3 separate regions of the Homo sapiens genome follow, and regions 1 and 2 are each linked to region 3. The links are chromatin loops, found by intact Hi-C in ENCODE. Cell type or tissue: GM12878. All regions are shown on one strand. Links, peaks and the distances in the headings refer to the core of each region. The heading gives the core; the rest is flanking DNA.

The links. Hi-C counts contacts between places; a loop is a spot of excess contacts. Peaks named below come from ENCODE experiments on the same cell type or tissue, not always from the same donor. Only the 100,000 strongest peaks of a DNase experiment are listed, where the experiment ranks them.
Region 1: a loop joins it to region 3, with 5 times the contacts of the local background. A loop is called at or near these places in 8 of 110 quality-filtered maps.
Region 2: a loop joins it to region 3, with 4 times the contacts of the local background. A loop is called at or near these places in 10 of 110 quality-filtered maps.

What each region holds. Positions count from the first base shown.
Region 1 is chr1:234,950,038-234,960,114 of GRCh38, forward strand. It overlaps LINC02971 (long intergenic non-protein coding RNA 2971), which reads left to right and starts at 7,162. Exons shown (of 2, transcript NR_186179.1): 1 at 7,162-7,323; 2 at 9,660-9,952. It overlaps LNCATV (lncRNA negative regulator of antiviral signaling), which reads right to left. Exons shown (of 4, transcript NR_125945.1): 2 at 9,804-9,879; 3 at 7,642-8,041; 4 at 7,305-7,484. In GM12878, for the core only: no CTCF peak of the experiment used is centred there; no DNase peak of the experiment used is centred there; H3K4me3 peaks cover 837 bases; H3K27ac peaks cover 2,964 bases.
Region 2 is chr1:234,966,815-234,976,891 of GRCh38, forward strand. LINC03108 (long intergenic non-protein coding RNA 3108) reads right to left here. Exons shown (of 2, transcript NR_186308.1): 2 at 7,927-10,077. Among named protein-coding and RNA genes, the nearest start is that of LNCATV, 7.9 kb to the left of the region's middle. RefSeq lists enhancers at 2,288-2,457, 2,478-2,537, 4,207-4,366 and silencers at 3,387-3,446, 3,537-3,586. In GM12878, for the core only: no CTCF peak of the experiment used is centred there; DNase peaks (open chromatin) are centred at 5,007 and 5,274; H3K27ac peaks cover 6,226 bases.
Region 3 is chr1:234,876,960-234,887,036 of GRCh38, forward strand. No RefSeq gene overlaps it. Among named protein-coding and RNA genes, the nearest start is that of LINC02971, 75 kb to the right of the region's middle. RefSeq lists a silencer at 5,119-5,255 and an enhancer at 5,639-5,708. In GM12878, for the core only: no CTCF peak of the experiment used is centred there; DNase peaks (open chromatin) are centred at 4,542 and 5,282; H3K4me3 peaks cover 711 bases; H3K27ac peaks cover 1,136 bases.

The DNA.
Region 1 (10,077 bases), core at 1,391-9,390, 74 kb after region 3:
AGTGAGCTGAAATTGAGGTGAACCAAAAAAAAAAAGCTGGGGGGGATACAAAATGGATAAAAGTAAAGGTATGGAAAATATATACCATACTAATCCAAAAAAGATTGGACTATCTATATTATTAATTATCAAACAAAATAGAATTTAAAGCAGAAAGCATTACTAGAGATAAAGAAGGGGCTGTCTTAATAACAAGATTTTCAATTTCCCAGGAAGTTATAATGTTATGAAATTATTATTATTATTATTATTATTATTATTATTATTATTATTATTTGAGATGGAGTCTCACTCTGTTGCCCAGGCTGGAGTGCGGTGGCACGATCTCGGCTCCTCTACCTCCCAGGTTCAAGCGATTCTCCTGCCCCAGCCTCCCAAGTAGCTGGGATTACAGGCGTGGACCATCAAACCTGGATAATTTTTGTATTTTTGGTAGACAAGAGTTTTACCATGTTGGCCAGGCTGGTCTTGAACTCCTGACCTCAGAGGATCCACCTGCCTCAGCCTCCCAAAGTGCTGGGATTACAGGCATGAGCCACCATGCCCAGCCAATATTATAAAATTATATACACCTAATACCTCAAAATACATGAAGCAAAAAGCAACATATCTACATCTAGACAAATCCACAATCATTATGGTAGAATTTAACACACTTCTGTCAATATTTAACAGAACAAGCAGACAAGTCAGTAAGGATATAAAAGATTCAAACAGCACAGTCAGCAACTATAACCTAATGGACATATATAGAATACTGAGCTCACAACTACAAGTGTACATTATTTTCAAACACACAAGAAACAATTTCAAAAATCAACCATATGCTGAGTCATAAAGCATGTCTTGGCAAATCTCAAATGACTGAAATTATACAAAATACACTTTTTAAATACATTGCAAGTAAGCTAAAAAACCAATAACAAAAATGATGATTAGAAAACTCCCCTTTTTTTTTTTTTTTTTTTTTTGAGATGGAGTCTCACTCTGTTGCCCGGGCTGGAGTGCAGTGGTGCAATCTCGGCTCACTGCAACCTCCGTCTCCCTGGTTCAAGCGATTCTCCTGCCTCAACCTCCCAAGTAGCTGGAATTACAGACACGTGCCACCACGCCCAGCTAACTTTTGTATTTTTAGTAGAGATGCGGTTTCACCATGTTGGTCAGGCCAGTCTTAAACTCCTGACCTCAGGTGATCCACCGGCCTTGGCCTCCCAAAGTGCTGGGATTATAGGCGTGAGCCACTGCGCCCGGCCCCATATATTTGAAAATGCAGATGTACATCTAAATTACCCAAGAAAACAATTGAAATAACATTTTAACATATTTTAATAGAATGATAATAAAAATATTGAATGCTGAAAGTCATGGGATAAGGTTAAAGCTATGATTAGATGAATATTTATAACTATAATTGCATATATTGATTATAGGAAAGGTTTAAAATTAATGAACTAAGCAGTCATCTCAAGAAATTAGAAAAAGTACAGAAAATTAAACCCAAAGAAAGAGAAAAGAAGAATTTAATGCACTAAAAAACAAATATAAAATATGAAATATAGATGGTTCCCAACTTACAGTGGTTCAACTTACGATTTTATCACTCCAATAATATGAAAGCAATATGCATGCAGTATGCTCCTCAACTTACATTGGAATTATGTCCAGATAAACCCATTCTAAGTTGAAAATATCTTAAGTTAAAAACACACTTTAAGTGGGACACAATTTCATTGTAAATGAAGGAGGATCTGTAACAACAAAACCAAAATCTGGACTTTTTGGAAAGAGTAATAAAATTGATTTAAAACCCTAGCAAAATGGCTTGGTGGCTCATGCCTGTAATCCCAGCACTTTGGGAGGCCAAGGCGGGAGGACTGCTTGAGGCCACGAGCTCAAGATCAGCCTAGGCAACATAGTGAGACCCTGTGTCTACAAACAAAAAACAAACAAAAACTAGCAAGATTTATCAAGGGGGCAAAAGAAAGAAAAAGAAGATTAAAATAATCAATGTCAGGCATGATAAAGAGACATCACAACAGAACCATCTTTATTAAAGATCATAAGAAAGTATTATGAATAGTTTTATGCCAAAACATTTTGCAAATTTAGATAAATTGGTGAATCCCTTAAAAAGAAAATTTATCAAAAATGGACACAAGAAAGTATGTAAATCTTAACTAACCCAATAACCATTCAATAAACTGAATTGATAATTTAAACCTTTCCACAAAGAAGACTCCAGGCTCAGAGTAATACCCTCAGAAACACACATATGCCTCCACCAGCACACAAGAGCAAGGATGATCACAGAAGCGTCATTTATAATAGCCCTAGACTGGAAACAACCTAAATGTCCGTCAAGAGTAGAATAGACAGACAAATTATGCCATTTCTTTAATGTAATACTATCCACTGATAAAAACTGCAAACTACACCTACACATGACAACCTGGATGATTTTCACAAGTATAATGTTGAGTAAAAAGTGCGGCGCATGAAAGAATACACACTGTTTAGTTACATTTATATAAAGTTAAAAAAAAAAAAACAGCCTTTAGCATTGAAATGCTAAAGTTTAGTTTAGCCAAAAACTAAATCTTAGCATTTAAAGAGACTTTTTTCCTTTTTTTTAAGATTTTATTTTTTTAGAGCAGTTTTAGGTTCACAGCAAAATTGAACAGAAGGTACAGAGATATCTCATATACCCTCTGCCCCCCACATAGCACAGCCTTCCCCACTGTCAACATCCCCCACCTGGGCTGTGTGTTTGTTACAATCCATGAGCCTACACTGGCACATCGGTATCGCCCAGGATCCATAGTTCACATTAGGGTTCTCTCTTGGTCTTGTACATTCTACAAGTTTTGACAAATGTTTAATGACAGGTGCCCATCATGATAGTATCATACAGAGTAGTTCACTGTGCTAAAAACCCTCTGTGCTGCACTGTTTGATCCCTCCCTCCCCCTAATCCCTGGCAATTACTGATTCTTTTTTTGTGTGTGTGAGACGGAGTCTTGCTCTGTTGCCCAGGCTGGAGTGCAGTGGCGCCATCTTGGCTCACTGAAACCTCCGCCTCTCGAGTTCAAGCGATTCTCCTGCCTCAGCCTCCCGAGTAACTGGGACTACAGGCGCATGCCACCACGCCTAGCTAATTTTTTGAATTTTTAGTAGAGACGGAGTTTCACCGTGTTAGCCAGGATGGCCTGGATCTCCTGACCTCATGGTCCGCCCGCCTCAGCCTCCCCAAGTGCTTGGATTACAGATGTAAGCCACTGCGCCCGGCCAATTACTGATCCTTTTACTGCCTCTGCAGTTTTGCCTTTTCCACAATGACATATAGTTGGAATCACACAGCATATAGTCTTTTCAGACTGTCTTCTTTCACTTAGTAATATGCATTTAAAGTTCTTCCATATCATGTCATGGCTTGATAGCTCATTTCTTTTGAGGACTGAATAATGGTGCATTGCCTGAATGTATCCCAGTTTATTATCTATTCACCTACTAAAGGACATCTTGGTTGCTTTCAAGTTTTTACAGTTATGAATAAAACTGCTATAAACATCTGTTTATATATATATTTAGGTGGTAAAGATAAACAAAGATGCTTTACATAAAAAGTCAGGATAATGGTCGCCTCTGATAGGGAGGGAGGGTAGAGGTGGACGGGGGAATGAAGAGTACGTCCAGGGTGAGGGAGGGCAGAGTTCTAGTTCTCGATCAGGCTGATAATGACACTGGTGTTGACTTTGTGATAAATCACTGAACTGTATATCTTTGGTTTTGGGGGGTTTTTTTTGGTTCTTTTTTGTTTTTCTTTTTTGTTGAGACAGAGTTTCACTCTTATTGCCCAGGCTGGAGTGCAATGCGTGATCTCGCCTCACTGCAACCTCTGTCTCCCAGGTTCAAGTGATTCTCCTGCCTCGGCCTCCTTTTTCTGTACGTACATTCTATTTTACAATTTTTAAAAGTGATGAAAAAAAGAAAAAGAGAGTCAGAAAGGAGGGAAGGAGGACGGAATGGAGAGAGAACAGAGACCTTAGAAGCAGAAAGGCAGAAAGCTGAGGCATTAGAGCACATGTTGTGTGGCCTCAATCTTTTCAATAATGTATGAGGCACAATCTCCCGGAGAGATCAAGGGTCTGAAAGGTCTGGACAAGACTTGCAACAGCTGCATTAGAAATGTGGTGGGCTAGGAGTCTGCTATAGGTCAGGAAAAGGATTGCCGAATAAACTCTACTGAGCATGGGCTGCAAACTCAGATGCCCACGGGGAACAGGCAGGCATCTCATGAATCAGGTTGTCTGGGGAGTGGGAGGAAGCAAGCCCGTTGATTAAAGGCATCTGATTCTCAGTTTGGGGTCCAGGAAGACACTCTCTGTTGTTGCAGAGAAGGTAGCAAAATGGAGTGTATGCCCCATGTCAGAGAAGCCACTGCCTCTCAGCTCCAGCCAGTGGTCCTTCCAGAATGGGTAAAGACCGGGTACCGCCAGCTCTCCATCTCTGCTTGCCGAGCTAAAACTCTGGATTTTCTGGTGACCTCCTATTTCTTAAATGCTCATAACTAAATCAAATTGTTTTAAATATCATTCCGGCCAAAAAAAACCCCATTTGATGCTCCTGATGAGGTCCGTGAGGTCCGAGACCCCTGCATGAACCAGTCAGATCACCATGGAACAAGTCGCCCCAGGGCATGGCTGTCTCCAGCCGCTCTGAGTAGCCAGCGGTGCAGCCAGCTGGTCTCAGATTTGGGCTGTGATGAGTCTGGATGGCAGAAGAACAAGAGGGATGGGAAATTGAGGGAGGGCCTCATTGAAAGGGCTCACTCCAGGAGCCAGAAAACCAGAAGAGCCTAAGGGACCCAGAGCTAGAGTGAGACCAGAGATGCACAGTCCCCATGAGGACAAAGAGCCCAGTGAGGAGAAAGGGAGAGGTAAAAGGATAAAAGAGTCAGAAGGAGTTTCAGAATCTAAGAGCTCCAAAAATAAACCTTTCCCTTTGTATCACTTTTCTCTTTTTACTTTAGTTGCTCTCAACTTGCTGCTTCCTTTTTTTAAAAATTCTAGCAATTCTGCAGGAAACCAGAAGTGTGAACCAAACACAGTAACTCTAGGTGTTATGGCGCTGTCCTGCTCACCCTTCTTTTGGCCTACTGGCTTCAAAGGTAGGCACACACACCGTCCCTTTTCTAATGATCCGGTCGTGGATTCAGGCTCAGTAAGCCAAGACCACAAGCAACAGGGCTTGGGCTCCATCTGCCTCGGCTGCTTGCAGCTGCCTTCCAGGAAGTGCTGGAACAGCAGAAGCAGCTAGCAGTGCGCTCAAGAAGTGGTCAGCAGTTGGGAGCAGCTGGAGGAGGGGAGGCCAGTGAGCAAGTATCAGCTTGGGAAATAGGGTTTCGGCTGAACAAAGTTCACTGCTGTTTTCTGAGAAAGCAGAACCTAGTGGAGCCACCCTAGAGAATAAGGAGAGGAGCAACTGGAACTGAGTGTTGGCTCCAAACTTCCACGGCATGATATGCTTGGCCACCCAATTGTGATCAGGGCCATTGTTGTTCCCCTGGGGGCAGGGGGCAGAGGGCAGGCCGCCGCTCGGAGTAAAAAGGGAAGACAGACAGGCAGTCCAAACACCACCAAATGACAGAGATGCAGACCAAGACAAAAGGAAAAAACAACAGAAGGGATTTTTGTCCTTGAGACGTGCTATGCAAATTCTTTTCAATTAGTTTCCTATTAATGATTCCATCTTGAACATTTAGAGCTGCTCAACCCAGGCAGCATCTACGTTTTGAAGTAGTAAGTTCTCCATTCCTAGCAGAGTCGGAGGAGAAGCTCAGCTGTTATCCACCAGAAATTCTATTAAAAGGATGAAAGGTTGAACTAGATGACTTCTCATTCTGAAGACTGTAATTCAGCAGAACTGACTAATCCCTGGCAAATGATACCCTTTCTGAGTATGCATGTGTCACTGAAAGTCACTCAGACAAACCAGACTATTTGTAAATAGGTCTGATTATCTGCAAATTAGTTGATTGAAGGTTCCCGGGTATCAAGCAGGGCTTATTTTAAGAAATTAAGTTAATTTAGATAATAGCTGTGTTGAAAAGCAACAAGTTCAAAAACAATTAAAAAGAATGCAGCTTCCCTTTTATTTTTTTCAACTCTATATTTTCTTTTCAAATTGCTTCTAATAGACCATCTGTTAAGAAAGCCTCTTTTGACCGGGTGCAATGGCTCACACCTGTAATCCCAGCACTTTGGGAGGCCGAGGCAGGTGGATCACCTGAGGTCATGAGTTCAAGATAGCCTGAGCAACATGGTGAAACCCCGTTTCTACTAAAAACACAGAAATTAGCTGGGCGTCGTGGCACGCGCCTATAAACCCAGCTACTCTGGAGGCTGAGGCACAAGAATTGCTTGAACCCGGGAGGCAGAGGTTGCAGTGAGCTGAGATAGCACCATTACACTCCAGCCTGAGAGACAGAGCAAGACTCCATCTCAAAAATAAAAAAAAGAAAGGCTCTTTCGTAAATTACTTAAATATGCTTAGAAGTCATTATTACTTTTTAAGTCAATAGAAGTCTTTTTAGTTTATCTAATAGCATATTAATTCCTATGCTTTATGTGTTTGTACCCACACAACACCCAGCCCTGCACCTAACACATAACAGGTGCTCAATAGATGTTCATTGAATAAATTGGTTGCAAAAACCGAGTGTATACATTGAACATTTCTGCATATTGGTGATAATAATAGTATTTTGAACACTTGTTCTATGCCAGTGACTGGGTCAAATAAACACTCAACCTCATAGTAATATCTGCGAAGTGATTGCTACATTAGCCCCATTTTACAGATGATGCAACTGAGGCTGGTGAGAGGCAGAGCCAGGATTCAAGGCCAGGCCTGTCCAACTCCCGAGCCGAAGCTCTCAGCGAGGGTATCAAACTGAATCTGAATCCTCTTAGTTTATCTATTTTAAAGTGCTGCATGTGGTATGTTCAGGAGACGAAAACTCTCTGATGAGGCACGTGTGGATGGGATGGCAGGGCTGAGAAGGCCGGCTCCCCCACGGGGTGTGCACAACCTACCTCCCCAGCTGTTTCTGCTACCGGCTGGGGCCTTCAACTCCACCGCCTCCCCTCCCCCAGGCCCTAAATCACTCTCAGGCCTTTTGTTCTTCCCCACAGCTGCTCAGCAAATTCCTTGATTTGAAATTACGATCACAGGTTGGAGTGCTACTTAAAATAATTTTGCCAAATGTTCCATCTCTCTGTGTTGATGAATATAATGGATGACAATTTAAAGAGCAAAAAAAAAGTAAGTATTCACTTTGTTGAAGACAAAAAAAAAAAAATCATAAGCTGCATGCATAGCATTAGTTTGGCTCTGAAAGATTCATTCCCCCAGGAAGCTAGCCAAATGCTGGACTTTTGTGAACCGCAGCATGGCCGGGAGAGCAGGCTGCTGGCAGGTATGGCCTGCAATAGAGGGAGAGAGCAAAGGTCAGGGCATGTGTTGGGTTTGTTTAAGCATGAGTCAGAGGAGTGGGGGTAGACCTGGGGATCCAATTTCCAATTTCCTGTGCAAGTCACTGAGCCACACTTCTCCCCTTCCCCAAAAGCTTTTTATGCGTACCGCTCTGCAGAACAAAGGGAGATATGGTAGGGGGACACATAAATAACAGGGACAGGCCGGTCTTCTTGAAGGTGGAGCCTCTCTTGAATTTGGAAAATGCAAGCTCTGAGGGAAGCGGGGATGAAAGCAGACCACACGCATCTAGCACTTTGGCCAACTGAGGCTTCCTGGGCTTGGAGGTCCTCACCCGGGGCTCTTAGCGCAGCCTGAGCCCAGTGTGAAGCCATGGGCCAGCCCTTCCTGCAGGCGGGCCCTGTGGCCAGGCTCAGCTCAGGCGAGGGGTGGCTGGGCCATGAGGAATCAGAACAAAGCTTCTTCCTTCACACCCGGTCCTGCTCAGCAGGTGGACTCCACGTTAGACATTTCCCCCACGTCCTAAGGCTTCTTCCAGGCTTGAGCCCTGAAAAGCAGGTGGGGAGAGATGAGCAAATGCTGAGCAAAAAAGAGGTGGTGGTGACGCCTCTCTAAAGTTTTCCATACCAAAAAAGCCCTGGTACAAGGCAGGCACTGCTGGCAGCCCGGCCCCACAAGCTTACTTCCAGTGCAGGAATCCAATGGGAACATGTGCCCCCAGGGCCACCCGAAACGCAAACTGCTCTCTGAAAACCAGGTCAGCCTCTCTGTAGGAGTCTTGCCATGCAGAAAACACCAGGCCCTCTGGAAACGCCCCCTGTTCACTGAGGGTCTCTGGCTGGCCGGCACTATGCCCAGCAAGGCCACCTCCCGTAAGTGACACGCCAGGGTCTTGCTGAATCACAATAAGCTGGGAGCTCTGTGCACCCCCCAAAATGATCTTCCACACAATGAAAAGCACTCGAAAGAAATGGTTACAGCTGCTGGGGGCACCGTCAGCCTTTGAGGGCAGTGAGGTGCCAGGGTGGCAGCCTCTGGGGCAAACAAGTCCCAGATCCACCGCTTCCCAGCTGTGGAAGTTTCCTGCCCCTTTCTGGGCCTCAATTTCCTCGTCTGTGAAATGGGCATAACCGTGTCACTTCACCAGGGGGTTGTAATGGGTAAATGCCCCTGCTCTGTGGATAAGCAGGGGTCTTTTGAGCTATTTCCACCAGAAATGGCAGAAGCACGGCAGGGCAGGAGAAGCACCTGTCTGCGGGTCAGGACAGAAGGCAAAGGTGTCTTTACACACAGAATATGCTACAGTTCTTTGTCACGCCCTCAACCTCCAGGACTGTCTGCTTGGCTGTACAGTCTGCTTACCATATTCCCTCCAAAGTAGGGCCCCAGCCCCGCCCAGCCCCTCATGGACTCCACTCCAGACCCTCCTCCCAGACAGCCGGGGAAGAGAGGCAGAGCCTGCGGTGTTCCCCTCACTGAGCTGCGGCAGTTCCCCTCTCTTCCTTTCTCTCAGGTGACTCTTTTGACCCCCAAGGATCCCTGAACACTCATGTGCTGTCTCCAGCCTCTCTTGCTTGGAAGAGGAAAGAAATATCTCGGGTTCCTTTGTCTTCGGGCCACACTAGCTCCTCCCTACCCCACTTACTCAGGACACACCAGGAGGGTGCAGAAGGACTGGCTGCCCAACGGAAGGAGATTTTATCACTGATATTGCTTGAACTTACTGGTGTGTGGCAATTAAAATGGTTTAAAAGCAGTCTCACTTGGAGCTGGATTGATTCTTGTCTTTAAACTCTCTAGGGACGATGCCGTCCTCACTGCCAGCCCCCAAGGCACACCCATCCCCGTACCCTCCTTGCTACTGCTCATCCAGGACCCCATCTTTACGGGCCTCCCAAGTCATAGGCGGTCACTCTCTTCTCTCCTTGGATGCCCTTAACACAGAAAATGATCTGCGCCCTAGTTACCGCCTCTCCTACAGGAGCCCTCGGGAGACAGGCTTGTCGGGAATCCTCAAAAAGGGTGCTCTCCCTCTCCCCGGAAGCTCTTCTTGGGCCCTTTGGGAAAGCAAAGAAATAACCCGTCCTCCAAATCCCCATGGGCATAAGAGGAGGGTCTTTGATGCCTCATTTTTCTTCTTGTGTTTTTATTTTCCCTTTTTGCAGATCTCTGCATTTAATGAGGAAGTGCTGTCAGCAGAAAGGAGAGGAAGCTTCACCCCGACCATCCGCAGGACCCACATCCCTCTCAGCGGGAAGGCAGAATCATTCATCTATTGCTCTCCTTGAAGGGCAGCTCCAGACACTCACGTGGACACAAGTAGGAAAAGCACAGAGTGTGTCATCACACTGTGTACCTCATACAGGTGACGTCCTGGAGAAACCTCTGGAAAAACAGAAATTTTATGACCCACAATTAAAATGATTTAAGTAATAAATAACCCTGATAGCTTGCCCCACCAAGTGTATGCTATGTTCCACACCCCAGGCCCCTCCACATCCATCTCCTTGCCGAGCCCTCTAACAACCTTACAAGGGAGAGACTTTTTACCCTCACTTCCCAGAGGAGGACACTGAGGCCAAA
Region 2 (10,077 bases), core at 666-8,665, 90 kb after region 3:
GGACACAAGGCTGAGCATGGTGGCTCATGCCTGTAATCCCAACACTTTGGGAGACCGTGGCAGGCAGATTGCCTGAGATCAGGAGCTCAAGACCCAGCCTGGCCAACATGGTGAAACCCCGTCTCCACTAAAAATACAAAAATAAGCCGGGTGTGGCGGCACACGCCCATAATCCCAGCTACTTGGGAGGCTGAGGCAGGAGAATCACTCGAACCTGGGAGGCAGAGGTTGTAGTGAACCGAGGTTGTGCCACTGCACTCCAGCCTGGGTGACAGAGCGAGAGTCCATCTCAAAAAAAAAAAGATGGGGGGCACAAGTGATGACAAAGACTGTTGATAAATAGTCTGAATAATGAGTAACAAAAAAGCAAGATTCCTAAATAAGTATATTTATGCATGTGATTCTAAATATAACTGGCCAGCCGCGGTGTCTCACGCCTGTAATCCTAGCGCTTTGGGAGGTCCAGGCAGGCGAATCACTTGAGGTCAAGAGTTCCAGACCAGCCTGGCCAACATGGTGACCTGTCTCTACTAACAATACAAAAATTAGTCAGGCGGGGTGGCACGTGCCTGTAGTCCCAGCTACTCCGGAGGCTGAGGCAGGAGAATCGTTTGAACCTGGAAATGGAGGTTGCAACGAGCCAAGATCGCACCACTGCACTCCAGCTTCGGTGACAGAGCAAGATTCTGTCTCAAACGAATAAATAAATAAACAAACAAACAAGTAACCAAGTCAATAAATTAAATTCTTAACTAGAAATATGACTATTTCACTTACATCATTAAAAGTATATATTCAAGCCACCAGGCATGGTGGTTCATGTCTGTAATCCCAGCACTTTGGGAGGCTGAGGCAGGTGGATCACGAGGTCAGGAGTTCAAGACCAGCCTGGCCAACATGTGAAACCTCGTCTCTACTAAAAATACAGAAATTAGCCAGGCATGGTGCCACATGCCTGTAATTCCAGCTACTCGGGAGGCTGAGGCAGGAGAATCTCTTGAACCTGGGAGGCAGAGATTGCACTGAGCCGAGATCATGCCACCACACTCCAGCCTGGGTGACAGAGCAAGACTCCATCTCAAAAAAAAAAAAAAAAATCAAGCCGGGCGCGGTGGCTCACACCTGTAATCCCAGCACTTTGGGAGGCCGAGGCAGGCAGATCACCTGAGGTCAAGAGTTCAAGACCACCCTGGCCAACATAGTGAAACCCTGTCTCAACTAAAAACTACAAAAATTAGCCAGGCATGGCAGGGCACGGTGGCTCACGCCTGTAATCCCAGCACTTTGGGAGGCCGAGGTGGGCGGATCACGAGGTCAGGAGATCGAGACCATCCTGGCTAACACAGTGAGACCCCGTCTCTACTAAAAATACAAAAAACTAGGCGGGAGTGGTGGCAGCTGCCTGTAGTCCCAGCTACTTGGGAGGCTGAGGCAGGAGAATGGCGTGAACCCAGGAGGCGGAGCTTGCAGTGAACCGAGATCGCGCCATTGCACTCCAGTCTGGGCGACAGAGCGAGACTCCGTTTCAAAAAAAAAAAAATTAGCCAGGCATGGTGTAATCCCAGCTACTCACCAGGCTGAGGCAGGGAGAATTGCTTGAACCAGAAGGGCAGAGGTTGCAGTGAGCCGAGATCGCACCACTGCACTCCAGCCTGGGTGACAGAGCAAGACGCCATCTGAAAAACAAAAAAAAAGTATACATTCAAGATGGCAAAAAAAAAAACAACAAAGGACACAAAATGTGTGTAACCTACCAATTGGGAAATAGGGCATTGCCTCATATTTGGGCTTACATACATGGTATCTTCAACCCATCACCTACCTGCCTCCGCCAAGCCTACTCTTCCTGGAAACAGTACTTCTTCAGTGTCTACCAGATGCCAGGCACCATGCCAGGCCCTGAGTATATACGTCCCTGAAGTGCACACCTGCCCTGTGAGGGACATCCTACTATCCCCTCACTTTTTCAGGGGAGAAAAACTTAAGACTTCAAGAAAGTGAGTTATTTCCCACAGAGATAATAAAGGTGGAACGTAGATCTGACTTATTCTGCCTTCTGCCCTGAAGACTCTTTTTTACTCTCGTCTTCCCCAAAGTAGCAGCTTTAGATCTGCCCTAAACCAAGGGGCAATATAAAGGTTTCTACTCATACTGGGAGACGGGGAGGGCTTACCATCTGCACCATCCCAGGACAGCCATCGCTTCATTTTGTCTTAGCCAAATCACTGTTTCTGGCTATGACAGTCTAGTAATAAACAATGGATGACACTACCCAATGGTGGCTCTAATGCCGCTAAGATAACAAAAATAGCCAAAGCATTTGCAGAGGGCTTAGCTGTAGGGCAGCTGAAGGCACTTGAGTTTCCATCAGGCTCTCAACATGCTACCATTGCTTATGTTCACCCATGCGTCTTTTTCCCATTCAGGGTTGCTAACTCCATTAGATAGTTGTTCTCTGCCACTTCCTCTAATATTATCTTCCCATAAGATGAGGAAAAGAAACACAACAAATTCAGCCCTGCTCAGCCACGTGGTCCAGCCCACACAGGTCTGTGCTACATATAAACTTGTGGCTCCTTGTTTAGCCTCACCCCTGAACTGCAGGATGATTCCCCAGCAACTCATTTAATCTTTCTTTACTGCAGTTTCTTTATCACTAAAACGCGATGTTTGAAGACCATGGCTGAAGTAGCCAAATAATATTATCCAATTAAAGTGAAAAGCACCATATAAATGCTACAGAGGCTAAGACTTAAATAGCCACATATGGTTTGGGGAAAAGCACTCCAGTGCATCAGCTAGCAGTAAAAACATGCAGGAGCGAAATGATCTGGCTGGAAATGAACTGCAAATTGATAAACATTTAGTTGCTAATGCAGTGTTTATTATTTTTTACTAGGATAAAAATTAACTTGTGCGGCCTTAGCCAGCAAACACACTGAACTCTACCATCTGGGTAGTGGAATCGGTATTTCTGTAGCCTCGGGTTACAGGTGACTGTTGCCAGATTTGATTTTATTGGCAAATAGGTCCTGGTGTGTCCGGACAACAGAACCGCGGGATGCTTCTGGAAGCACAAACACGCCAGCGCACCAAAGGGTAACATTCGAGAGGGAGCTTAGGGCCACCCTCAACCAGACTCAGAATCCTGTATTTCCCAAAAAGAGGTTGCTACTTGTGTTGAAGAATCGCCTTTAGCCTTCGAAATCAGCCAGGGCTGCAAGGCGACGACCTCTCGAGGAACCGGGGGTTCGGGCAGCGGGGGATGGGGGGCGCCTGGAGCTGGGAATGGGACGCAGGGGGCGGACGCCGGCGGGACCACGTGACAGCGCCAGCAGCGGCCGCAGCTGCCCCAGCTGCAGACGCCGCCGTCCTCTCCCCGGGGCCGTTTTCCATGAGCTTTGCAAGCAGCTGGATCAATTTACTCGAGCCACAGCGCCCTACACAAGCACGGTCTGAATTATTACTCATGGAAATCCCCTCTGTTTCATGGAATCAGGTAGCTTTCAAACTCCCAACAATTAATGGCCCTTTTGGTCAAAGGAGAATAGCAAAAAAATAAAACAACCCCCGCCCCAACCCACCCCCCAGAAAAACCCAACCCAGACTGCCAGGCTGAGGGCTTCTAAACAGTCCGTTTGGTTTCTAGTAAATTAGAGAGAGTGGGTGGTTGAGGTACAAGTAATGCTATCCTGTAGAGTGTGGTCTTCTTTGACGTCAGCAAAATGTTTCTCTCGCGTTTCTGCTTCTTTCCCTCTCTCCCTCCTTTTCCCTCTCCACCCTCCTCCTTCCCTCTTTATGTCAAAGAGACAGATGACATAGGGTAACTGTGGAAATGTGCTCATAGTTTTGCAACATAGCTCACAGGCTCAGAAAAATTCCCACATTTTAAAAAATGAAGAGTATTGTGGGAGGTGGGTAAATTGGCAACACAAAAATACATGCTACCCAGGAAAGGAAGGGGGAAAGGCTGCTGGGAAGTGCAGTCACCACCACTGGCGGTATGGTCTTCCCTCCATCCTGCCCGGTTAGCAGCTCTGTCTGAGGGAACATTCTTCCTGTGGCGAAGAACACATTCTTGCTCCAGCTGGCCTGAAATCGGATCCTGGAGAGCATGCGCCCTGCTCCCTGGCTACTGTATTTGTGGGACCCATCCCGGACTGCTGAGCCAGGATTTCTGTTGGCTCTGCTCCCCCTCACCCCCCTTCAGCTAGAGTTGTTTTTCTCTACTCATCAAAGGCAGCAACAGCTGCCCCCATGGGTTAGCATAGAACTTTCTAGAATAAGGATTCCAAGTCTAGGCAAACATTTGTAACCTGACCCTGCAGTACTTTTGTTTCCCCTTCAAATTGCTTTTGTCAGCCCCACTGTTTCAACAGGGGCAGCCGTGGACACCCTAGGGGTCTGGCCCGACAGTCACAGGGTGAGGATTGGTGGAGTGGGCCACTCCCTTTGTGGCTGTGAATTGCCATTTGGTCTCTAGAGTAATGTGACTCTCACATTCTTTGCCCAGGCAGCTCTTTAAAAGCAGGAATCTATCCTGACCTCGCGGGTTCTGACGTGCTGACTGCAAGTGTGGTTTCAGGCAGGCAGAGAAAGGAGCGGGGCCCAGAGTACACATAGGCCTGGTTTTCTCCATGTGGGGTGTACTGGCTTCCCCCTCATCCCTTCCCTGATCTAGACAGCAAGGGCATCAGAGAACCTTAGAACAGGGAGTACTTTGTAAACCAAAGCCTCTAAATGCTGCAGACACCAGGTTCATATGAAAAGCATATCTGCCATGGAAAAAATACATGCACGAGAAAATGGAGCAAGGTCACATGAATCTACTCAGAAATGAGACCTGGAACCTGAAAAAGAACCTCTGTGTCTGTGTGTGCTTGTGTGTGTGTGTGTATTGGGGGAGGGATAGGTGCATAGCAGCATCATAAGCAGATAACATAAGAGCACAGCACACAGTAGATATTTATTAGGTTGTGCAAAAGTAATTGCGGTTTTTGCCACTAAAGGTAATGGTGAGAACCGCGATTACTTTCACACCAGTGTAATAAGGATTGGGCGGATGAACAAATGAGCAAGTGAATGAATTACAGGAATGAATTGGTTTAGAAAACAAAGCAAAAAGGAGCTGAAACTTTCTCAGGGGTGGATGGGGGTAGAGCTGCTGGATCAGTTTGGAAGAGAACAGACTTCTAAAGTGTAAACTTTAGAGCACTTTGTAAACCAAAGCTTCTAAATGCTGTAAATGCTGCAGACACCAGGTTCATGTGAAAAGCGTATCTGCCATGGAAAAAAATACACGCACGAGAAAATGGAGCAAGGTCACATGAATCTACTCAGAAATGAGACCTGGAACCTGAAAAAGAAAGTGTGTGTGTGTGTGTGTGTGTGTGTGTATTGGGGGAGGGATGGGTGCATAGCAGCATCATAAGCACATAAGAGCGTAGCACACAGTAGATATTTATTAGGTTGTGCAAAAGTAATTGGGGTTTTTGCCACTAAAGGTAATGGTGAAAACCGTGATTACTTTCACACCAATGTAATAAGGATTGGGCGGATGAACAAATGAGCAAGTGAATGAATTACAGGAATGAATTGGTTTAGAAAACAAAGCAAAAAGGAGCTGAAACTTTCTCGGGGGTGGATGGGGTTGGTGCTGGATCAGTTTGGAAGAGAACAGACTTCTAAAGTGTAAACCCAAACCAGGAGTCTGACATGATGACTGATGATAATGACACTCGGTAACGAGCTTGAACACTTGCCACGTGCTGGACACGGTGAGTGTCTGACACACATCATCTCGGCTGGTTCTCATAGCAACCCCAGGAAGTAGGAACTAGGTTAAGGGTATGTCGACTCTTTGGGGCACCAGAGAAGAAAATCCTGGACCTGAAGGGTTTAGGAAGATTTGAAGCAGATGTATCCAACCAAGAGCAACCCATGTGTAACTCCAAGCTGGCAAAGTGGGTTCTTTAGTGGCCCTGCCTGCCTAAGTCTGACCTCCACTGTAGTTTCTGCCCGCCTCGGTCACTGTTGAGAGGAGACAATTGCTCTCCTGCTGACTTACCGTGCAGAGACCCTGAGGGGGCCGAGGGTGGAATGGCTCTGATCCCAGGCAGCAAAAGCTGGCCTAGCCACCTCCTTCCCATTGCTCCTTCCTTCCCGCAGAAACTGCGGGAGGGAAGGGAAGAATTGGCATCCCTAGGCTTCGAGGGCGGTTCTTTTGTGCTTCCGGCCCCAGCCTTACTGGGCAACCGCTGGGCTCTTGAGGAAGCAGACTCCAGTTTTCCAGGACATTAAGGGACTGAGGTAGCCAGAGTGATGCCAACGGGCCTGTCCTTGGTGGCCTCCACGGACCTTCTCTCACCTTTATGAGAAGAGCAGGAAACTTTGGTTTGACCCAACTGAAGCGCTGGTGCCTCGCAGCAGCTCTGGTTTATTAAGGCTGAGCAGGCTCTGTTTTCAACATCGTCACAGGGATCATTTTCCTCCACCTCACGTTTCCTCTCCTGGAAATGCACCTTAGTCATTTTTTGGTCACTTCAGGGGAATTCTCCCTCCTTCATGGTCTACACCATTGCTCTACTGAATTATTCTTTCTTCCAAACATGCTATTACAGCCCTGACACCACAGGTGTACATTTAATAAAAATAATCCTCCAGGGGCATCATTTGAAATATCCCCCTCTCATGTAAGATGTTTCCCTGAGAGGTGGAGTGGGGTGAGGTGGGAGGGACCTTGGAGGAGGAGCTTCTGCTTGAACACAGCTCGTTGCCCTCTGATTACCAGGACAGAGTGGAGTTGGCTGTCAACTTGAGCTTCTTGCCTACTCCTCACGGACCCTGGACCCCCATGCCCATACATCCCAACAGACTGGATTCCTATTACCCACCCATGGGCATGCCATTAAAAATATGGAATATGAATAAGCTCCAGAACGCACTGGACTCTGCAACTCAGCAGGTGTGTGATCAACCTGAACAAAAGACAGAGCCCTTAGCCACTGCCAGGTGGTTTAGCAAGGGCGTTGAGAAGCTGTTTGGCTAACAGCACACAGACCAGTCTGTGCTCCCGTGATGGGGGCAAAGATGAAGCAGATGCCCTCGTGGCCACCTGACACAGCAAGTTGCTAGCCTCCCTAAACACACACACGCAGTCATGACCTCCAGTGTCCCTGGAAGGTGGCACGGGTAACAGCCAGTGCATGCTCTCTAGTCCTGGCCAGCTGGAGTCCAAGCCTTGGATAATAATACCTCCTTGATGGGCTAATACAGTGTTTATAGCACTTCTGGCTTCTGGTAGGCCGCTTTTTATTGTTGGCAGAAACAATGTTTACAGTGGCTTGGTGCTGAAGATCACTGCAATTTATTGAGCCATTTTTATGAGCCATGTGTGTTAAATACATTACCTCTACTCACATTAGCCGTCAAGGTAGGTATCATTATTCCTGTTTTACAAATAAGAAACCTGAGCTTAAAGCAGTTAAGTAATTTGCCCAAAGTCACATAGATAGTGGCAAAGAGATGGCTCCCATTAAGGTAATCCATGCCTCCTTCACGGCGCTGTGCTGGCCTGCATGGAGAGACAGGTCCACACAAGCAGAGCCCCTACTTCAGGGCAACACAGAGTAAATCCAAGTGATTATGCAAAAGGGCGATGGTCGTGTGTGTGTGTGTGTGTGTGTGTGTGTGTGTGTGCGCGCGCGCGCTCACCCTCAGCTCAGGACAGCGCTTTTCAGCTGCACACAGTCTGCCAAAGGCCCATGTTCAAAACCCACCTATTGAAAAGCTTGATTCTGACCCTCAGCCCACAGCAAATGTAGGAAACAAACAAAGGGCATTCATAAAGACTAGGGTTCAATGCAAAGTTCCTGCACATAGTAAAGCTCAATAAACCAAGCAGTCAAAACCACTGGAAAGCATCAGTAGACATTCAGGTAATGATACATTTATTTTAAGCAGTCAGAAAGGAAGAGCAAAAGGTAAAATCAGCTTCTGCATGGGTAGAGGTTTATCCTTGCCCCTTCTTCGAGATAGAGCTAACAAGCCCAAAGTGACTTGAACAAGGAGAAGGAGCCTCTTGCAGGTCACTGGCATCCATAGATAAACTGTAATGGAAGTGTGGCTATGGGGATAAGTGGGTTTTAACACATCGGCTTTGACTGGTGACAAACACTCTTTTGCTCTATATCCCTCCATACCCCCTTTAGTTCCTTGATGATAAAGACTCCCCCTTTAGCTTTTCCAGGCCACTCTTGTTGAGAAGCCAGTATTCTAGAAGTTGAAGTGGCCTTGGAGGTCATTCTTTGTTGCAGCAAACTTTCCTTGCTGAATCAGACCCCATAAAATACCAACTATGAGTCACACACAAGTAAATGAGCCGCTATTGGGAAGAGAGATAATGGGGTGATATTTATCAGTGGCTGAATCTTAGCAAACAATGAGCATTGCCTAATCAGTGGTCATGTTCGTGTAGATTACCTTCCAGTTCACTGCATGGTAGCTCTTGGGATGGTTTCTAACTGTCAATATTTACAGGAACCAGGCACTTAACACAGACCAAGTGGGCTGGATGTCTCCACGGATGACTCATGCCAAATGAAGCCTTTTATCTAAGGGTCACTGCTCTGAATCCTCATTGGCTAGAGCAGATTGGAAGTGATCAGGTCACTGAAAAGCTTGTACATGGCTGTGGGCTCAGTTCCGTTCTCTGGATGTACCAACATTTATGAAATGAAAGCGTAGAAGAGAGCAAGGGTTTGAACGCGTGTAGACCTGTAGTATTTGTTTGTTTTTATTGGCTAACTAGTAAATATAGCTCTGGGGCTAGGGGAAGGTGGCAGTGAGATGGCACCATGAGCCCACATCAGTCTCCATTTGCAGCAAGATTCATACCCTTGAGTGATAGGAGCCTGCATCACCCCAGACCTACCTGAGAAGGCGTCTGCGCATCAGCCAAACATGCAGACAGACACACACCGAGGAAGGGGTGCAGCTTAGAACCCAGCAGATCACCTTGCCTGGTTATGTAAGTAAGCAGAGTAGACCTGTCTGCCCAACCAGTCCAGGTAGAAAACCTTGGCTCCGTTCAAGCATTGGGAGATAATTTCTTTGGATTTTGAAAGCTTAGGATATTCAGGAGGCACTCATCTAAAACGCAGCTAACCTCAGGAGTAGGGCACACCCTAGGTCCCATCAAATAAGAGGATTCTGCTTGGGAGTAAGCAGGGAGCAAGAGGAAGAAGGCAGGGCCGAGGGGCAGAAATGGAGGCCAGGAAAGGAAGGCACTGCAGGAGGAAGTGGGGCAGGAGAAGCTGAGCATACCCAGGCTTTGGGACACTCTTGCTGGGCTGGCCCTCAGAACATCACTGGAATAGACATAGAAAAGAAAGGGAAGCTTGTTTTAACATCAACGTTAAATGAAGAAATGCCACGAGACTTCAGAAACACCACTATGGATATGAGGGAAAAGTGAATGTGATGTGCAAATTTCACTCCCCAGCATGCACAAAGAAGCTGATTGCAGCCACATTGGCAGTCACATCTTGGCCAAAGTCCTCTGGGGACCCAGTACTATGCAACACGGGACCCGTTGGTCAACACTGAGCTCTTGGAATCCCAGTTCCCTTTAAAATCAGCGAACTAAGCCAGGATTGCAAAACGACCAATGGGACAGGATTATTATTGTGTTGAGTGGTGAAAAATGTCTTTGATCCAAAATGGTAGATACTGTAGAAGAACGAGGAATATTGAGTCTTCCATACTGAGCCTGTTTTAAATGGGCTTGGCTTGTTAATAGGCGCAGCAGGTTTGAAGACTGGGGGGTGTTTCCAGAGATCCCAAGATGATTTCAGAATGAAATGAGCTGGTGATTCCTGCAGATAAAGAGATCAGAGCACACAGCCATCCTCCAGGGCCATAAATCAAAGGACAGTCCTGTAGCAATTGTGTGGAAACACAACATTGCCATCATTTTTGCACACAAAGGACAAAAAGTGACATAATTCGTGCCCCAGAGAATCATTTTATTGCAGCCTTTTCCAGCCACCATGCCCCATAAAGCTGGGACTGGCAAAC
Region 3 (10,077 bases), core at 888-8,887:
TCTGTCACCCAGGCTGGAGTGCAGTGGTATGACCCCAGCTCACTGCAGCCTCTGCCTCCCAGGTTCAAGCGATTCTCCTCTCTCAACCTCCCAAGTAGCTGGGGTTACAGGCGCCACCATGCCCCGTATGGTGGGATTACAGGCCGCCACCATGCCCAGCTAATTTTGTATTTTTAGTAGAGACGGGGTTTTCCCATGTTGACCAGGCTGGTCTTGAACTCCTGACCTCAGGTGATCCACCCGCCTCAGCCTCCCAAAGTGCTGGGATTACAGGCGTAAGCCACCGTGCCTGGCCCCTCATCTTTTTGATAAGGGAGTTGGAGGGGATGACCAGCAAGGCCACTTTCGGCTCGGACCCAATGCAGTCCCAAGAAATCACAGGAGCAGTAAGTTATTCTCCTTCCTGTGTCCAGCCCCAGGCTCCAGTCTCAGCCGGTATTCTAAAACCATCAGGACTCCAAGAGGTCCAGGCAAAGTCTGAGCCCCACATCCACTCAGCCCCCAGTACCGCTGCTCTATCCTCCGCGGGCTTCTCCGTTCCATGGCCCAGTGGGGCTCTTCCTTCCTAATTTTCTGCACTTTCTTGAGGGTTGCCGGTTAGGTAGGAATGAATTCTAAGACACTCAGACCTCAGCCACTATTCTGGTGGGTGGCACAATGGATAGAATCTTCCTTGAGCCAGACACTGGAAATGAATTCACTCCTTGAAGGCTGATGGCTTTGGACACATCTGCTCCTCAACGTCCTTGCCTCTCAAATGATAGCGTGGCCCAGCCACCCTTGGATGGTTAGGTGGGATTTTCTGCTGGAATTGTGCATCTTGGGAAAATGTTTTGAAAAGCCTGAAACTCTGGAAAGATGGGAGTAGGATGGAGACTCCAGTTTGAGTCTCTAAGCCAGGTCTGCAGGATGGGCCCCTCCAACTGAGTAAGTGCCTGCTGTCCTTTTCCCGGCACCCCCACTGGCCAACTCCTCCTCAGCCAGAGATGTTGGGGCTATTTCCATCTGTGCGCTAAACCCTCGTGGATGGGCGTGGCCACCTTTCCATAGGAAACCACCCAGTGGTAAGTCCTCTATCACCCTCTCGTGACCTCTAGGTAGGTGGCCATATGTCCCCTTTACCCAGTTTATTCCGGTGAATAGTGCCTCCTTTCATTCTCAAACAAGTGTCCCAGCTGGCACAAGAAAACACGGGGTCACTGCACCTCTAGGCCAAGTGACACCTCTACAGACACCGCCTCTGGGCAAGCTGGGTCACCTCTGCACGGAGTCGTTTCAGGGTGGGTCAGCCCCTTTGGACATCATGTAACGTGGTCATTATCCTCTACATCACTGTTACAAAAGAGAATGTAACTTCAAGGTAACAGAAGAAAGATCAGAGGGCACCGGCCTTCCTCCATGAGGACGCAGCTCCATTTGCAGCCCTGGCTGACCACCTTCTTTGGTCCGCTTCTCTTCTGTTTCGTTCTTTAGCCTAAGGCTTACCTCTGCCAACGTCAGCATGAGGAGGCGCCACGGCCCCCTGCACCCAGAGCTGCCCTGGCAGTGGCTCCCAAGGCCACGGAGCAGCCCCCGGCTGAGGAGAGGCATATGACAGCCAAGGACATTCTGCACCCAACAGACCGAAGCTCCTTATCCCAGGCTGATTGTTCTCGGCTATGATGGCACCATGGCAAGGGAAACTTGAACGAAGGCTTGGGATGACACAGATAGGTGAGCTGCTGATGTTTTCACATTTCTTTTTCCTCCTCAGCCAGCAGTTGCATGGTTTTTCTTATGGATTGGAGAGGGAACACTGCCTGCCAGAACACTGCATGTGTGCAAATGTTTATAATAATGCTACTCCCATGACGGTGTGTCTTAGAGGCACGTCAAGGACAGGAGCCCTTTTTCCATTTTACGGATGAGGAAACTAAAGAAGGAAAGAAATTCTGCTCCTCAGCCGGGCGCGGTGGCTCACGCCTGTAATCCCAGCACTTTGGGAGGCCGAGGCAGGCGGATCACTTGAGGTCAGGAGTTCAAGACCAGCCTGGCCTACGTAGTGAAAGCCCATCTCTACTAAAAATACAAAAATTAGCCAGGTATGGTGGCAGCTTCCTGTAATCCCAGCTACTCGGGAGACTGAGGCAGGAGAATCACTTGAACCTGGGAGGCAGAGGTTGCAGTGAGCTGAGATCGCACCACTGCACTCCAGCCTACGTGACACAGCGAGATTCTGTCTCAAAAAAAAAAAAAAGGAATTCTGCTCCTTAACTTGACCTAATGAATTAGGCTTCCTTCTAGAAATAATTAAGGCTTAGATCAAATTGTATCCGAAACAGAAAGTGAAATAGGGCATGTTCTCACTCAGAAGTGGGAGCTAAATGCTGAGTAGTGAGGGTCATGTAGAGTGGATAATGAGACTTCAAAAAGTGGAAGGAGGGGCAGTGAGGGCTGAGAAAACTCCTGCTGGGTACAATGTTCACTCTTCAGGTGCAGGCACACCAAACACCCAGACTCCCAGACTTCCCAATATGTTCATGTAACCAAACTGCACCTGTACCCCCTAAATCTATAAAAATACACAATTTTTAAAATATTCTTCACAGACACGCACACTCACACACTCACACAAACTCTCCACTCCTCCGAGGCCCTTGCCTGGCTTCCCTCCTCTGGTTTCACTCATGATGCTTTCCTATCTCCCGGCTATAAATACACCACACTCAAACATGTCTCTTGGTTTCACTCCATTGGCCAAAGAAGTGGTTATCCAGAAGCAGCCAGTGAGGGGAGAGGCAACACATTTGCTCAGTCCAGGACAAAGGTGGCCCACAAAAACAAAATGTTTTCTTGCCTTTTGATGCATCTGACAGAGTGCTATTGAGGGAGGCCTGGGCCTGTCCCATACTCTCCGGGCCTACAAATACTTTCAGTATCCACCAGCACTGGGGGCTGATCACACAAGAATACAAAAGCTTCTCAGCCTGATGCGGTGGCTCATGCCTATAATCTCAGCACTTTGGGAGGCCAAGGCAGATGGATCACTTAAGGTCACCAGTTCAAGACCAGCCTGGCCAACATGGTAAAACCTCGTCTCCACTGAAAATACAAAAAAATCATCCAGGCATGGTGGCACATGCCTGTACTCCCAGCTACTTGGGAGCCTGAGGAAGGAGAATCGCTTGAACCTTGGAGGTGGAGGTTGCAGTGAGCCGAGATCGGGCTACTGCACTCCAGCCTGGGAGACAGAGCGAGACTCTGTCTCAAAAAAAAAAAAAAAAAAAAATCTCATTTTAGATCCTGCCTAAGCCACAGACTGACATGAGGCCCCCTCATTGCCAACCACTAGTTCAGCTGTGGGAAAGCCACCTCCAGGTCTTTTGTGAGAGAATCAAGGTCAGACCCCAGAGAAGCCATCTCTTCTAACTACCATGGTCTTCCTGACTCCCATTCAGAGTCAATCCTTCCTCTATTTCTCACAGACTTTTATTATTGTTATTGTCTTTAATGAAGATGTACCTAGAGTCATATATCATGATATTATTGTTTCAAATATTATTAGTAGTAGTATTTATTGGGTGCTAGTTTGTATTGAGTGCCTTTCATTCATCATCACACGTGATCTTCTTAACAAACCTAGAGTGTAGGTAACATTAATACTATACTATTATCACCATCACACCGATGAGGAAACTGTGACTCAGAAGGTTAAGTAATGTGCCCAAAGTCACACAGCTACTAAATGACAGAGCCACATTTTAAACTCAGGGTTGACAGACTCCACCAAAGATCATCTATTCCAACGCTTCCCATATGGAACACTATGCCAAGAGATGCATAGTTGCTATCTGACCTAAAATGGGTGGATAGGGAAGTTCTGGATTAAATAAGTTTAAGAAATACTACATACCCAGTGGTCCCCAGACTTGTTGGTTTCAGGAACCCTTTGCACCCTTAAAAATTATCAAGAGTAGGCCAGATGTAGTGACTCCTGCCTGTAGTCCCAGCACCCTGGGAGGTCAAGGCGGGAGGACTGCTTGAGTCCAGGAGTTTGAGACCAGCCTGGGCAACTTAGCGAGACCCCATCTCTACAGAAAAATGTATAAATTAGCCGGGTGTGGTGTTATGCACCTATAGTCCCAGCTACTCAGGAGGCTGAGGCAGGAGGATCATTTGAGTCTAGGAAGTCAAGACTGCAGTGAGCCATGATTATGCCACTGCACTTCAGCCTGGGCAGCAGAGCAAGACCATGTCTCAAAAAAAAAAATCAAAATCTTCAAAGAGCTTTTGTTTATGTGGGTTATGCCTATCAATATTTACTATCATCAAAATTAAACTGGAAATTTTTTAAAATATGCAATCGTTCACTTAAAAATAATAATAAATTTACTCCCTGCTAACACCATATTTTTGTGAAAAATGACTCTATTTCCCAAAACAAAAATACCAGTGAAAAGAGTGGCACTGTCCCACGTTTTGGTCCAACTCCTCAGTGTTCCGCTTAAGAGCTGGATTTTCACTTCTGCTTCTGAATTCAACCTGTTGCACTATCATGTAGGCTCTAGAAAATTCCAGTGTATGCTTGTGACAAAGTAAGGGTAAAATGATGCCTTAGTCTTGTTCTGAAAGTAGTGTCGACTTAACTGACCCTCCTGAAAGGGTCTCAAGGACCCTTGAAACTTCTGGCCCACACACTGAAAACCACCACTGTACTTTGAATTCTTTTTTTTTTTTTTTTTTTTTGAGACGGAGTCTCGCTCTGTCACCCAGGCTGGAGTGCAGTGGTGCGATCTCAGCTCACTGACACCTCCGCCTCCCAGGTTCAAGCAATTCTCCTGCCTCAGCCTCCTGAGTAGCTGGGATTACAGGCGTACACCACCATGCCTGGCTAATTTTTGTATTTTTAGTAGGGACAGGGCTACCAGGCATTCTTTTAGAAACTCACAGCGCATATCAGCCAGGCGCAGACTCTGAGAAGTCCTGCATGAAGGGATCATCTATAAGGTCTAATTGAATGTTTCCCAGAGTTATTGAGTGGAACATGCTTGTTAATTGACATACCCTATGACATCATGTGGAACGGCTTTCCAGTGCTAACCGTATGAAAATCTCACTAATCTGCCAGCCTCCCACCCTCAGGCAGGGTAACCCTAGAGCCACTCAGGAAACACATTTTGCATTTCACTACACTAAATCTTGCCTTGTCAAGCCGTCAACCCTCAGCGTTTCTTCCAGGGAAGCCGCGCAGCTCAGTGGAAAGACCACAGACTCAAGGCTTGAAATCTGCATCCACCACTTAACTAATTGTGTGACAACAGGAAAGACACTGAAATGCCCTTAGTCCTTCTCATCTGTAAAATGAGAGTAACACCTAATAGTGAAAGTTCCATAATCACTTTTTGTATCATCAGTCTAGACAGAGACCTGATCTCTACTATGTAACCAAACCACACACTTCATGCATTTCAAATCACGGGGTCTCTCTTGGCTCCTGTTGTTCTTGATCATGTTTTGTCACAATTTTGTTCATTTGCTTCATGTTGTTCTTCTGTCTGAGATGCACTCCCCATCTTTCTGCCTGGAAAACTTCTATGCATCCTTCAAAACCCTGATCAAAGTCCAACTCCTTTAGGAAGCCTTTTCTGACACCCCTGTCGCATTTCTTAGCCTTCAGCCCTCAGCACAGACCTCCTCAAACCTCAGAGGCAGTGCCTTCCTCGTGGTCACTTCACTGTCTGTCCCAAGTCTCTCTCTCCCCACCTCAGGCCCTGAGCTCCTCAAAGTCACTCTGCCTCCTTCTGCTCCATGCATACACAAGGTAAACCTCGAACAGCACTCATTCAGTAGAGGTTATCATTTCCTGTGAGACTAAGCCCACCAAGAAATCCTTTAGCCTTTCCTTGAGCACTAGTTGTTCTGCATCCTCCCTCCCCATCCGCAGGTGCAGGCAGGTCTTGATCTGACAGAGGTTCAGAGGCTGACCGTGCAGCCCCTCTCAGCTCTGCCCATCTGAACGCTGTCCTCAGGCCTGTCTGGCCTACATTCTCAAACTAGGAACAGAGGTGCATGGCAGGCAGGGGTCTGATGAGATGACAGCCAGGGGACATCAATCACCAGGGCCTAGCAGCGGTGGCACCCTGGGTGCTCTTCCTCAGGAACCGCTGCAGGAACTCTCAGTTCTGCCCAACATCATTTACCAAGGGCCTGTCTGGGACAACCGCCACCAATGGGTGCCTGTCCCACGCACATCTCACCACTAGCAAAACCCAGGGCTGAGGGCTGTGCAAGGGTCAGATTATCTAGAGGACTTACTGCTGCCCTTCAGAGCAGCCATGAGGCTGGACTTACCAATTCTCTTGTAGAGAAGGCTTTGTGGTCCTGGCTCTCTCCATGGGCTTTGCACAGTTGTTCCTACTAAGTTTTTTCCACAGCAGGCTGTGGACATCACAGGGAGGCAGCCATGTTTTTTGGGAGCTCAAGGGTCATTGTGCCTGGGGTCTAAGTGCTGAGCAGAACAGTGAGGAAAGACAGAACATACAGGAGGGCACCAGAGGTGCTTAGATCATGTGGGGAAGAACATCCGGAGGTTAAAATAACTTTTCTTACTCCCTATGTCATCTTTGTGGGTTCTAATGCAACTTCAGGATCTGTTTGCCTTTAAATTCCTTACTGGACAAAGTCAAGTGGACAGGAGTAATTTGGAATTCTTATGTTCTTTCTGACCAGGTACATATGATTGATTATTAAGTATTTCAGAGAGAGTGCAAAGGATCATCCTCAAGGGTTGCCCCAGTTAAATGTGAACAGAATCAAAAGTCATAGCTTCCACCCCATACAATGTTAAGGCATCACTCTGTCATTCATTCCTCCATCCAGTATTTACTGAGCACCTAGTATGTGCTCTGTACTAGGTTCTGAGAGCACAGTGGTGAGGAGGACCCACATGCCTCCTATCCTTCATAGGAGGAGAAAGGCACAAACCAGAAAACCCCCCCAACACACACACACATACACATATATTAACAAGGGAATGAGTGCTTTAAAGTTCAGGAATTATAAACACAAAGAAATGTGGTTATAGACATGGTTCATGGAAGGCTGGAGGGCTGTGGACTTTTCTCCAGAGGAGTAATATTTCAGCTGCATCAAGCAAGATGTGACAGTGGCAGGTGAAGGGGACCCGGAGCAGGTGGGAGGAGAAGCCCTCCTGGCAGAGGGGTCAGGTGTGAAGGCCCCGAGAAAGGGTGGCAAGGGCTTGGCACATGGAGGGATTGAAGAAAGGTGAGGTAGCAGGAGCGTGGCATGCAAACGCCAGCGGCACAAACTGCGCTGGGGAGGAGAGCAAGGGCTGAAGGTGCAGAGCCTTGGACACCATCCTAAGGAGTGTGATTTTTTTTTTTTTTTGGTCCCTCAGTGCAATAGGAAGCCCTAGATGGGGCTCAGCAGAAAGTGACACATTCTGAGTTATATTTTAGGAAGTCACTTGGGCAGGAGGTGCAAGGGTAGAATCAGAGAGACCCATCAGGAGGGCACAGGTGCTGGTGGCCTGAATGAAGGGACTGGCAGAGAAACTGCTGTGATCTGGAGAATGCTGGATATGTGGCTCCAGGGCCCCAGAGGGAAGACCTCATACTCACCTCCACTTGGCACATGCAGAGGAGAGGGGAGCCTCTGGTGCCATACTCAGAAAGGCAGATGCTGGCAAAAGAAATCAAAGAAGAATGCCTCTCTGGACGCATGGACCTCTGAGTCCTGCCATACCTGGGCTTTGTCCAAGACTGAGGGAGCAAGCTGGACTGGGCAGGAGCAGGAGCAGGACAAGTCAGGGCCTTCCCCTCCTTCCATACAGCCAGCCATGGTCCTGAGGCAACCAGGGACCAGCACTTACACAGACCCTGCCTGGAGGTTCTGGTTTCCCCAGCCCAAGAAGCCAAGGTCATTCATGCCTTTGCTGACCTGTGGCCTCCCCATGGCCCTGTCCTAGTGCCCCAAGGCACTAGCCTCCAGCTTCCCAGGCCACATGTCCCAGGCTCCTTCATGCCCCACTGCAGTCTGTACCTGGCCCCCAGGGGCACCCATGCCTGCAGAGACTGCCCAAGTGGTGGATTATCAGCCTGGCTCTTCCCTCCTGCACCCTCAGCCCTGCAACAGAGGAGAGCTCTTCCCTAACCCTTGGCTGCAGGTTGGTTGTATAATTTGCAGTGGGCACAGGTATGTGGTTAGAGGGCCAGTGTGTCTGCTGCAAGCATAGGCCTGACAAGCCTTGCATGTTTCCACTGCTCTTTTGTATCTCTGCCATCATCAAAAGAAGAGTCTCCTGCCTGGGACCCAGGGTGAACCACCATGGAGTAAAATCAGCCCCGCCAACCCCTGAAGACCTACAGCCTGAACCTGCAGATCCACAAAACAAATGTCTATGACTGTCTGCTCCTGAGATTTTTGTAGTTCTTCATTGCTGACATACCTCTCTCCTTGCCTGCCATGTCTTTGAGATGGTGAGATGTCCGAGGGCCAGAACCACACTTATTTTTTAACTTGTTTCCCAAAAGCCTAGCACAGAGCAATTATTTAATAAACATCTCTCAAATGTAGAAAGGAATGCACAGGTGCACCACAAAACTATCTGAGTAACTGGATCAGCCTTCCGGGGATCCCCTGGCCCAAGGGTGATCATGGGAAGGACTGAAGACTACCGAGCAGGCCCCACGAGGACAGACACGCAGGCCCAGGGTTGGGCCAGCCCTCAAAATAGGCAAGTGAGCCAGGCAACAGCCCTGGGATTGTATTTCACTATCCCTCGACTGAGCTGGTGTCCTCAGCTCCCCTTTCATGTTTCAGAGACCAACAGCCCTTCTTACAGGCAATCCCCTGACAACCAGCTGGCTATTCTCTGCCCCAAACTGTACACGCCCTCTGAGGCCCGGGCTCTGGGGGAGGGACTCCAGATGCACATGCCAGTCTGGTGGGGTGGCAGCTATTCCAAGAGGGTCGCATAGGTCAAAAGCAAAAGGAGACCAGAAAACCAGGCCACGCCCTGCCAAGAAACAGAGGGAGGCTGGACATCCCAGCCCACCCAGACTCAGCATCTTCAGGTAGAGCAGAGAGGATGTCAGCACTCCTCAGGAGGCTGACGGCTCCCCAGCTAGGGTCTCCCATGGCCCAGGGGTCTATGGTGCAGAACATGGAACCTCTGAAAGGGGCAGGCTAAGTGGGACATAGGTGGGAAGGTGGAGCCTGCAGATGGCCAGCCATCCTCACCAGCTTCCTGGCTCAGGGGACCCAAGGCCACACATCCAGGGAGTGCAGGGAGCCCTCGGCTAAGGTCAGCAGCCAGCCCCAGCTCAGGGTGGGTGGGCACCGACTGGATGAGGGATAGCAGGGGCTCCTTCTTCCTTCCTGTGTCTTCTTGGATGTCTTTTTAGAGAAATACATCAGGAGATCAAAGGCCCTGCGTGTCCCTGGCCCCACGGCAGCCTGGGGGTCCCCAGGGAGCCGCAGGGGTTTTCTCTCCTGAGTTGCCTGGTGCCCTGGGCCTCTGCAGGGAGAGCACCATGTTCTGAAATTCAAGTGGACCTTGGCAATGAGGCAGTCTTGACTGAGATAGCCCCACTATTTTTGGAAACTAGATTAAAGGGAAGGCTTATAAATTACCTCTCTATCCATTGAAGGACAACTCCAGATCTTTTAAAGGAGGTTGCGAAACAAACCTTGACAGTTTCCTCCTGGTCTGGGACTCATATCTTTTTTAAGCAAATGAACAGCACCTTGTCTAAATCAGGATCCATAAAGACGCAGTTGGCTGCTGTTAGGAATTAGTCAGGTGGTTTTGTGCAATATACTTGCCCAGTCACGCTGGGACCCAGCGTGCCCCAAACACTGTCTTCTTAGCAAACGTAGAAAGCGGTTGCACTCAGCTGACCACCTTACACAGACCCGACTGAGAAACACATACACGATTCCACACTGGAAATAGGAACAGGTCCCTTTGCATTCAGTCTTGCCATAAAGGCGACATCTACCCATAGCCCTCGCCCCTCTGCAGAAATGCATTTAGCTGTCAGCATCCGTGGGCATCCAGTTCTACCCACTCACCAA